2 separate regions of the Mus musculus genome follow, and region 1 is linked to region 2. A link is a contact called in ENCODE Hi-C data. All regions are on one chromosome and are shown on one strand. Each heading gives the region's core, a stretch centred on a gene start or an enhancer-like site at or near the end of the contact. The rest is flanking DNA. Distances are from core to core; before and after follow the strand shown.

Region 1 (4,462 bases), core at 438-2,937, about 40 Mb after region 2:
CCAGAAGACTCTGCGCGGGCCCACGACTCCCTGTGAGCTTCTCTTTCTCCAGGCTCTGGTTCTTCAGTCAGGGGGTCCGCTTTGCGTGCTCACTCCCCGGTCACTGCAATCCCATTCCCTGTACCTTTCTGAACTTCCATTCCACGATGATCCTGCCTCAGTTTCTCCAGTGAGCCCCCCGCGAGGCTTCCCCTCCTCCCCGTGCCCCCAGTGAGCCGTGCTGCGCGCGCAGCTCTGGTCCAGCCTCATTGAGGGGACGAGTCGCAGGTATTCCTGGACCATGGAGACATCCTCGCCGAGGGCGGCAGTCCGCGCTTCCGGGTGTGTCTGCAGTTCTGTGTGCCGCCGCGTAGGGTGGGACCCCGAGACTGCAGCCTGGCACGTGATGTGTGTGTGTGTGTGTGTCTTGTCTGATGTGTCGGTGTCCCTGACGGCCAGGTTCCAGCCTTACCTCTGCCTATCCCCTGTTCTGTGCATGGGGCAGGTGACTGCCCCTCTCTGTGCCTCAGTTTCCTTACCTATACATTGGGCATGAAAAAAGAACCTGTCTTGGGGGCTGTTGTAATGATTGGAAGGTAATACTGTAAATCTTGGGAAACGCCTGGCGCAGAGTAAATCCTGCCAAGAATAAATACATGAAATAAACTACGCTTATGCATCTTTTGTGCCCATGTGTGTTGATGTCTGTGGTGTGAGACTGCAGTGGATAAGGAGTCCTCATAATCACGTCTAAAGAGTGTGTCCATTCATGCTGTCTATTTAGGTAGGTGGTGTGCCTTTGTGTGTAATACGTGTGCACAGGGCATGTTTGTACCCGTTCTATATTTGTGTTTTTGCATAAGCTATGTAGCTCTGCATGTATGAACCGTGTGTTCCCGTGTGCATGTATGTGATATGCATTTGTCCCTGAAGGTGAGCAATGTGCAAACCCCGTGCCTGCATACATGCATGTGTTGTTTCTGTATGCTCCATATGTGACTGACAAGCCTGTGTCTGTGTGCATGCAACTGGCTTTACGTGTTTGAGTTAGTGATTTCTGTGTGTTCTTTGTTGCCTGTGTGGAATATCAGTTTATGACAGCATGCCTCCTCATGTCCCAAAGGGTCTGAATGGATCTTTGTGATACCTCCCTATGTTTGGAGCTCTGTGTTGTATGTGTGCGTGTGCGTGTGTGTTCATGTGATGCTGGGTATTCCTGTGTGGCTGGGTGAATCTGTACCAACCAGAGTCTGGACTGCCTATGCATTCTCAGTGTGGTCTGTCCCTGTGTCTTTGTGTGTGACGTGTCCTTGTCTCCGTTTGCTGATGGCTGTCCACCTTTGTATGAGAGGCGCTTGTGAAGGTTCCTGTGACATGTCTCAGCTGTGTGTGGGCTGCGTGGGCTTGCTATCTGCATCTTAGCATGTAGCACACGTGTGGGCACCAGTGTTGTGTCACAGTGGTGTCAGGGCCACGCACTGTGGACCCTGCCCCCCTCCAAGGGTCTGTTGGTCTCTGTCTGTCCCTCCTCCCCCTCCCTATTCTCCCCTCCCGCCTGGCAGCCAATGCAACCGGGAACCAGTTGCCATGACAACGCTCCCTCCTTCCTCCTCCCACCCTTCCTCTGACAGGCTCTCTGCTCCCCCAATCCCGATTGTCCTCGGGGGCGGGGCCCTCGTTCTCTCCCCCCCCCATCTTCCCCTCCCCCCTACCCCAGCAACCCCGGCTCCCCAGCTCCTCTCCTCCGTCCGCCTCTCCATCCCTTCATCCGTCTGTCCTTTCGAGGAGGGGGAGGGGGGTATCAGAACCAGTAAGCAACCCCTCCCTCCCCCTGTCCTGCATCTCCCGCCCCTCTCCTGGGCTGAGGGAGGCCAGGGTTGAGCGGGTCCCCATGGCTGGGGGCTGAGGGCCCGCCCCCCCTCCTCCCCAGCCGCCGATTCCTCCACCTCCCTTCCATCCTGGACAAGATGCCTGCACCCGGCGCACTCATCCTCCTGGCGGCCGTCTCCGCCTCCGGCTGCCTGGCGTCCCCAGCGCACCCGGGTGAGTATGTCCAGCCGTCCGCGGCCCGCGCCCCACCCCCACCGGGTCCGCCCGGCACCTGTGCGCAGTCCCTGGGGACCAACGGGTCTGCAGGGCCAGGGAGACCAGCCAGGGCGGGTGGGGAGTGGGCTGCGGGCCGAGTGCGTGCTTGTGAGCGTGCATGTGAGCTCATGTGCACGCGAGTGCACACGGGTGCGCGGGGAGATGGAAGGCCGCGGCCTTTGGGAAAGAGAGAGACCCTATTTCTAAGGGGAACACAGCTGAGGCTTTGCAGAGACCCCTCCCTCAGGTCTGAGGCTGAGGCTAGAGAACAAGTCTGTGTTCCCTGTGTCTTTAAAAGAAACAGTTCTCAGTCACCCTTCAGGCGTGGGGTGGGCAGTGCGTTCAGCTCGGGGCAAATATCTGCCAACAGCCTGCTATTGGGGGAATGATGGTCATGAAGCTGTCTATGGTAGCATATTGTAAATTCTCAGAGCTCCAGGCCTCACTATTGCTGGTCACTGGAATGTATCCGGGTTACGGGATGCGTTTGGGGTGGGGGGTGGGTCCCAGTTTGAAACGATAGGAGGGACCCCACCCCCAACCACCTGGGAAGACCTTAAACTACAACTCCCACAATACGTTAGACCACCTGGCTCCCCTGCCAAGGAGCCCCTGGATTCGGAGCATCATGGGGGTTGTAGTCCAAGACTAGCCTAGGATGGGAGGGGCATGAGTCCGGTAGCCAGTGTCTTGAAGCCCAGACCCCAGCCTAGCCTTATGCCCACAGATGGATTCGCTCTGAGCCGGGCCCCTTTGGCTCCGCCCTACGCTGTGGTCCTCATTTCCTGTTCGGGTCTGCTGGCCTTCATCTTTCTCCTCCTTACCTGTCTGTGTTGCAAACGGGGTGATGTTCGTTTCAAGGTGAGGTGCCCTAGGACTAACCTGGGAGAAAGACCCCAGGCAGCAAAGAGACTGGAGGTCCCAGAGCACTCCCAAGACCTACGGCTTTGGGATGCGCACACTAGCGGAAATTGGGCTGGGATTTGAGGGACAGGTCTGTGGACTGAAGGGAGGCAATTAGGGCAGGATGGCGGCATCTCAGCACCCTCCTCCCGATGCTCCCATTCTTCACCTCTCGTACCCCAGGAGTTTGAGAACCCGGAAGGGGAGGACTGCTCTGGGGAGTACACCCCCCCTGCGGAGGAGACCTCCTCCTCACAGTCGCTGCCTGATGTCTATATTCTGCCGCTGGCAGAGGTCTCACTGCCAATGCCTGCCCCGCAGCCTCCACACTCAGGTACTGCTCCTTCCACCCCAGAATCCTGCGATCCCAACACTGAGGGCTTCCTTTCGTGGCTCAGGGAGGGGAGAGGGCAGAATGCAGAGCCCTAGATTCGTGGAAGTAACTTACAGGGAAGCCACACACACCATCTTGTAGAAAATCCCAGATCGAGAGAATCCTGCAGGATGGCCCTGGTGCCATCAGCCTAGATCTTAACCTGGGAGCCAGCCTATAAGCGGACTGGAGCTAGGGTTGCCAAAGGGAAGGGCTGATTGGGCTCTGGATCTCATGGGCAGCCAATGAGGAGGCTGGACCCTGCCATGGAATGTTGGAGACAGCCAATAAAAGGAGACTGTTGTCTACTCTGACCTCAGACCCCTCCCACTGTGGTGGTGTGGGGCATCTTTGATAGGAGAACTCAGGGCCTCCCCTCCCGCCCCCTCCTCAGACATCAGCACCCCCCTGGGCCTGAGCCGCCAGCACCTCAGCTACCTGCAGGAGATTGGCAGCGGCTGGTTTGGGAAGGTGAGGGGCCTGGGTGGGAGGCAGAAGGGTTATCCATACATCTCTGGCATGTGCTCCTGTTCTGTGTCTACCCCCATTTGTCATCTGCTCTTGGCCTCCCCAGCCCCATGCCCTGCAGCCTGCCCCTCCCACTCCCACCCACTCCCACCCACCTACCCCCACATCTGTCGGTCAGCGCCTCCCTCCTCACTCCATTGACCACTCCGCCTCGCCACCCGGCTCTCCACGCGTCCGTCAGTCTGTCCATCCTTCCATCCGTCCCGCGTGCATCGGATTCTGGGCCTGTGAGTCTCTCACTCCGTGTCTGGTAGGGGACCAGGGAGGTGGGACATGAAGGGAAGGCCTGGAAGTGGTTGGGAGTTTGGGGTGTATGGAGCTGCCCCGGGGACGGGCTGGACACAGGTCAGCATTGATCCTAGCGCTCCTTGATCAGGTGATCCTCGGGGAGGTTTTCTCAGACTACTCGCCAGCCCAGGTGGTGGTGAAGGAACTCCGGGCTAGTGCCGGGCCCCTGGAACAGCGCAAGTTCATCTCCGAGGCTCAGCCCTACAGGTATGTCCGTGGACAGGGGTTCTAAAGACAGAATACCCGGTGAAGGACGTGATTAGTAGAGGGAACCCAGTGTGGTGTTAAACCAGGCTTCCAGTCTCA
Region 2 (4,618 bases), core at 286-2,785:
TTGTTCAACAGCATGTCACACATTTTAATACAGCATGGGTTCTGCATATGTATACATGAGTATTTATAGACAGGAGTGCATTTTTGCTTCATGAGAACTGACATCATCCCTCATGTTATAAAAATGTGTTAAGAAATACAAATGTGTTGTTGGAGAGATGATTCTGGATCTAATGACCTCTACTCAGCTTCATGGCACTTTATTCATGTATTTCTACTCATGCACACAAGCAAAACTGTAATAGGCATAACATAAAATAAGTATGTCTTTTACATATTTGATCAAGTGTTGGGGAGATTTCTCAGGAGTTAAGAGTGCTTCCAGATGACCTGTGTTCTATTTCTAACACTGTTATGGCTACTTAGAACTGTGTGTAACTCCAATTCCAAAGCATTTGGGCCTTCCCAGTCATACATGCTGGCAAAACACCAGTGTTCATAAAATAAAAAGAAAGAAAGAATCTTTAAAAATCTAACACAAAATTAAAATCCATGTTTTATAATTGAATATGAATGAAGAACTGAGAAGGTGACTCAGTAATTAAGGGCACTGACTGCTTTTCCAAAGGCCCTGAGTTTAATTCAAGGCAACCAATGGTGGCTCTCAACCATCTGTAATGTGATCAGATTCTCTCTTCTGCTGTGTCTGAAGACAGCTACAGTGTACTCACATACATTAAATAAATAAATAAATAAATAAATAAATAAAAAACAAGCCAATAAAATCTTTATAAAAAAAGAGTGAGTGAAATATCCCCCCAAAATTAATCCATATAATGTTGATATATTTTCACTTTACTCATCATTATGATAAAAACCAATCTATTATTTTTAAAATATGCTAGTTTTATGTACACACAGAAGAACCTTAAATTTCACTTGTATTCATTCATTTGGGAAATAAATTCTGAGGGATCCTAGCATTCTGTTGATTCATAACAGTCTGAGTTTTATTTGTTTTTCTGAGGAATTTGATGCTGGACATATATCTGAGTCATCTCCTTCTTTTGTGAATCACAATAAAAAACATTACCACCATCACTATTAAATGCTTTGCACACACAGATTATTTGTATACTTGTTTTATATATCTCATGTTTTTTCTGGACCTGACTTCATTTTTTCCCCTATAGGAAGAATAAGCCTCCATCTAACAACTAAAAACCAGTTATTTAATGTATACATGTCACGTTAAAGGACCTTTACATATACATGCTGAGCCATGAAATAGACATCATTTCTTTAGATAAATGAAAAATTGACATAATTAGGTAAATTAGGGAGAGCAAGACAAAAGCATTTTAATGACTAATGTTTACTTTAAAGGACACCTTGGAGTTTAGGAAGGAGAAGAGAGTTTTAAGCAGAAATTTAAACTTGCAGATTTCTCACCTGCTTAGGACCAGCAAATATGGGGTCACTCACAGAAATGTAGGCCAGCTCCTGAGTAGTTACTGAAGAAACGTAGCTCTGAGTTCCTCTCCCTTTGAAGAACATCTTTGTGTATCCATTTCCTAAGACAGATTCAAAGAAGTGCCTACCTCTCCCATAAAGTCCTGTGCAGGTTGCTGAATGAAGCCTGATATCAGAGCTCATAAAGGGGAAGTGTCAGGTCCTGAAATACTTCTGAGAGTCCATTCCCTTGTCATCTGTCGTGTTATTGAATATGACTGTATGGGTATATTGGAAAACTTTTTAATGAAAGAAAATGCATTTATCCCAAAGGCACATCACCATTTTCCTTTCCTGGTAATTATTGATGATGCCCAAGATTTTGTTATATCATAATGAGTAGTAGAGCCAAAGTTACAAGAAGTTTTCCTTGTTTCCTTAGGGAGTATTTAAGTGGGAAAGTGGTGTTGGCATCAGGTGTAGAGAGGTGCTCTTCAGGGGAGATCAAGAGATATTTTAGGTTTATATCCAGGTGTGTGTGTGTGTATGTGTGTGTGTGTGTGTACATTACATAATATGCTTTCACCTTGTAAAATCTGGCTGACATCAAGTCCTTCCAGATAGACCATCACCAGGCAGTCTGGAACTTTGTATTTTCCCATGTGTGGACAAGGGCATTTTAGTCTGACAAATCAAACAACTGAAACCTGTGTTCCCCACCATGAGTTCTTGGGTTATTCTAGGGTTTATGTGGTTTGAGATAGGTCATGACTCATTTTCTGAGACCTCCATGGAAATTTATTATTATATTAGACTGTACCAGTTTTTATAGAAATTTACTTGGAACCAACAAATTCTGTAATTACACTCAAGAAAATGAATTGAGGAATCAGTTAATAAAATAGGCAATCACCCATTTTCATGGCTGCCATATTCACTATAGCTATGATATAGAAACACTTTAAATATCCATCAGATAATGAATGGAAAATGATCATGAGGTACATTTACACCATGGGATATTATTCATCTGCTAAGCAAAATAATATTACGACTTTGTAGATAAATGGATCATTGAGAAGCAAACCTTCTTCATATGGTAACCCAGAAATTAAGACAAACATTGCTTATTTTCCTTAGTTTGTAGACATTAACTTTGAATCTTGAGTTATATGTCTTTAATTTGGAATACTTCTATAAAAGTAAGAGACATAGGATTAAGGGTCTTGTGATAGAACAAAGTCATTTAAGGACTAAAGGGAATAATGGAAAGTGATTAATTAAATTATGTTGAGGGGATGGAGGAGAGAATATGGGAAGAGTTAATAATACTAATTACCAATTAAAAAGGCTTCATGGAAACATATTAATGAAGAATTTTAGAAACTATATTTTCTTTTTTGTGTTTATAAATATTTTTAATGAAAAGAAAAACAGAAAATTACATGATAATGATAAATGTAATACTATGTACATGAAAATATAAAGAAACATCTATTAAAATAATATAGGTGGCTGGGAGCATAAACAATAATGTATTTAGATTATTTTGTATAAGACAATGATTCTAGTTTTTGTATATTGAAAATGAAATCTAAGTTTAAATTATCTAAATATGTCTAAATCAAAAACCAGTACTTATTTATTGCTAAAGGTTTTACTTTAATTCATTGTTCATGTAAGTTACAGTCTTTCAGTTAATCATGGCAATCTCTTTTCTTCCGCTTTTAAAACTTGAAGAACAACTCACTGCTGACAAGATACTAGAGTGGACACGAGTAGAAAACATGCATATGACAGGGTTGTATTTATCTTTGCCTCAGTTCAAAGTGGAAGAGAAGTATGATCTCCCAGGTCCATTGGAACACATGGGGATGTTCGATGCCTTCGTTCCACAGAAGGCTGACTTTTCTGGCATGAGCAGCACTCAAGGTCGTTGTGTCTAAAGTTTTGCACAAGTCCTTCGTGGAGGTAAATGAAGAGGGAACAGAACCTGCTGCTGCCACAGGGGTGAAATCCCGTAATTTATCTTTACAGATTACAGAAGAATTCTATTGTGATCATCTGTTCCTATTCTTCATTAAGCACAGCAAGACCAACAGCATCCTCTTCATTGGCAGAATATCTTCCCCTTAAGTGCTTTGTCTCTGCCATGCTTCCAAAAAAGATAACTGAGTTGGCACAGCTGGATAAAGCCTGGAAACAACAGTTTCTCTTGCTTTTATTTTCTTTCCCATCTTAGATTCCCTGCTAAGCATGCATGGGTTGGGGCAGGATATCTCTATTAGTTCTAATTTTTCTTTCTTTTCTTCTACGGTTTTTCCTATACATACATACATACATACATACATACATACATACATACATACAAATCTAGTTTATCTTCATAAATATTCTCTGGGGAAAATGAAGGGATATATTAACATAATTTCTTCTAATGTAACATGTACCTATGACCTGTGTTAAGTGAGCTAGAGTAAATCATACCATCTTTAAACTGATTAATATTAACAACTACATTGCTTTACTTGATGTTAGGAGATATCTCTCCACTTCTTAAGCTTACAAATGTTGTGATTTTACAAAAGACATTTTCAATAAAATAATAATCTTTTCAACTTATTATTTTATTATCATTTCAACAGAAGGTGTCAATCATTCAGGAAGAATATGGAGAGAATTTTAAAAGCAAATTCACCTATGCTAAATCTGGTTTTGTGTGTATATACAAGAAACTATATTTTCTATCTCTATCTTACACACACAATGTAGAAAGAGAGACAAAGAGACAGACAGACAGAAAGAGACAGAGAGAGAAGTGGTTAGAGGGAGATTAAGAGATATATTACTCTTTGTAATATATCATCACTCACCTAAGAATTGCTACAGAGTCCTGTAGGATCTCTGTCCATTAAATGTGATATTATAGACGTTTCATCCCAGTCTTCATTCCCACATTTCTCATATATAGATCACATTTTCCTAGAACAAAGGCCATTCAAAATCCTGCTCAATGCATCATTATCTCTGTGGACTGGATTAGTAGGATCAAAGACTGGGTTCTCCTTGAGACTAGTGATTACCTGAGGAAAAAACAATCGGATATCCATGGGATACCCTAATATTTATTATATTATTATTATTATTATTATTATTATTATTATTATTATTATTATTATATACTAATTCACTTTATATCCCATTCACTCCCTCTTTCTTTTTTATTA

What was found. A loop is a pair of places that touch in the nucleus more often than their neighbours do.
Region 1: a loop to region 2 is called in a map of T-helper 1 cell, with 311 times the contacts of the local background. The contact joins the promoter of Lmtk3 here to the promoter of Vmn1r58 in region 2. A Hi-C loop is called at or near these places in 5 of 37 maps with a recorded cell type or tissue (T-helper 1 cell, T-helper 17 cell, T-helper 2 cell and 1 more).

What each region holds. Positions count from the first base shown.
Region 1 is chr7:45,783,660-45,788,121 of GRCm38, forward strand. It overlaps Lmtk3 (lemur tyrosine kinase 3), which reads left to right and starts at 1,688. Exons shown (of 15, transcript NM_001290990.2): 1 at 1,688-2,022; 2 at 2,792-2,925; 3 at 3,151-3,301; 4 at 3,735-3,811; 5 at 4,245-4,363. The coding sequence starts at 1,947. Gm5897 (predicted gene 5897) reads right to left here and starts at 808. Exons shown (of 2, transcript NR_153811.1): 1 at 1-808.
Region 2 is chr7:5,411,610-5,416,227 of GRCm38, forward strand. Vmn1r58 (vomeronasal 1 receptor 58) reads right to left here and starts at 1,536. Exons shown (of 2, transcript NM_030739.2): 1 at 1,392-1,536.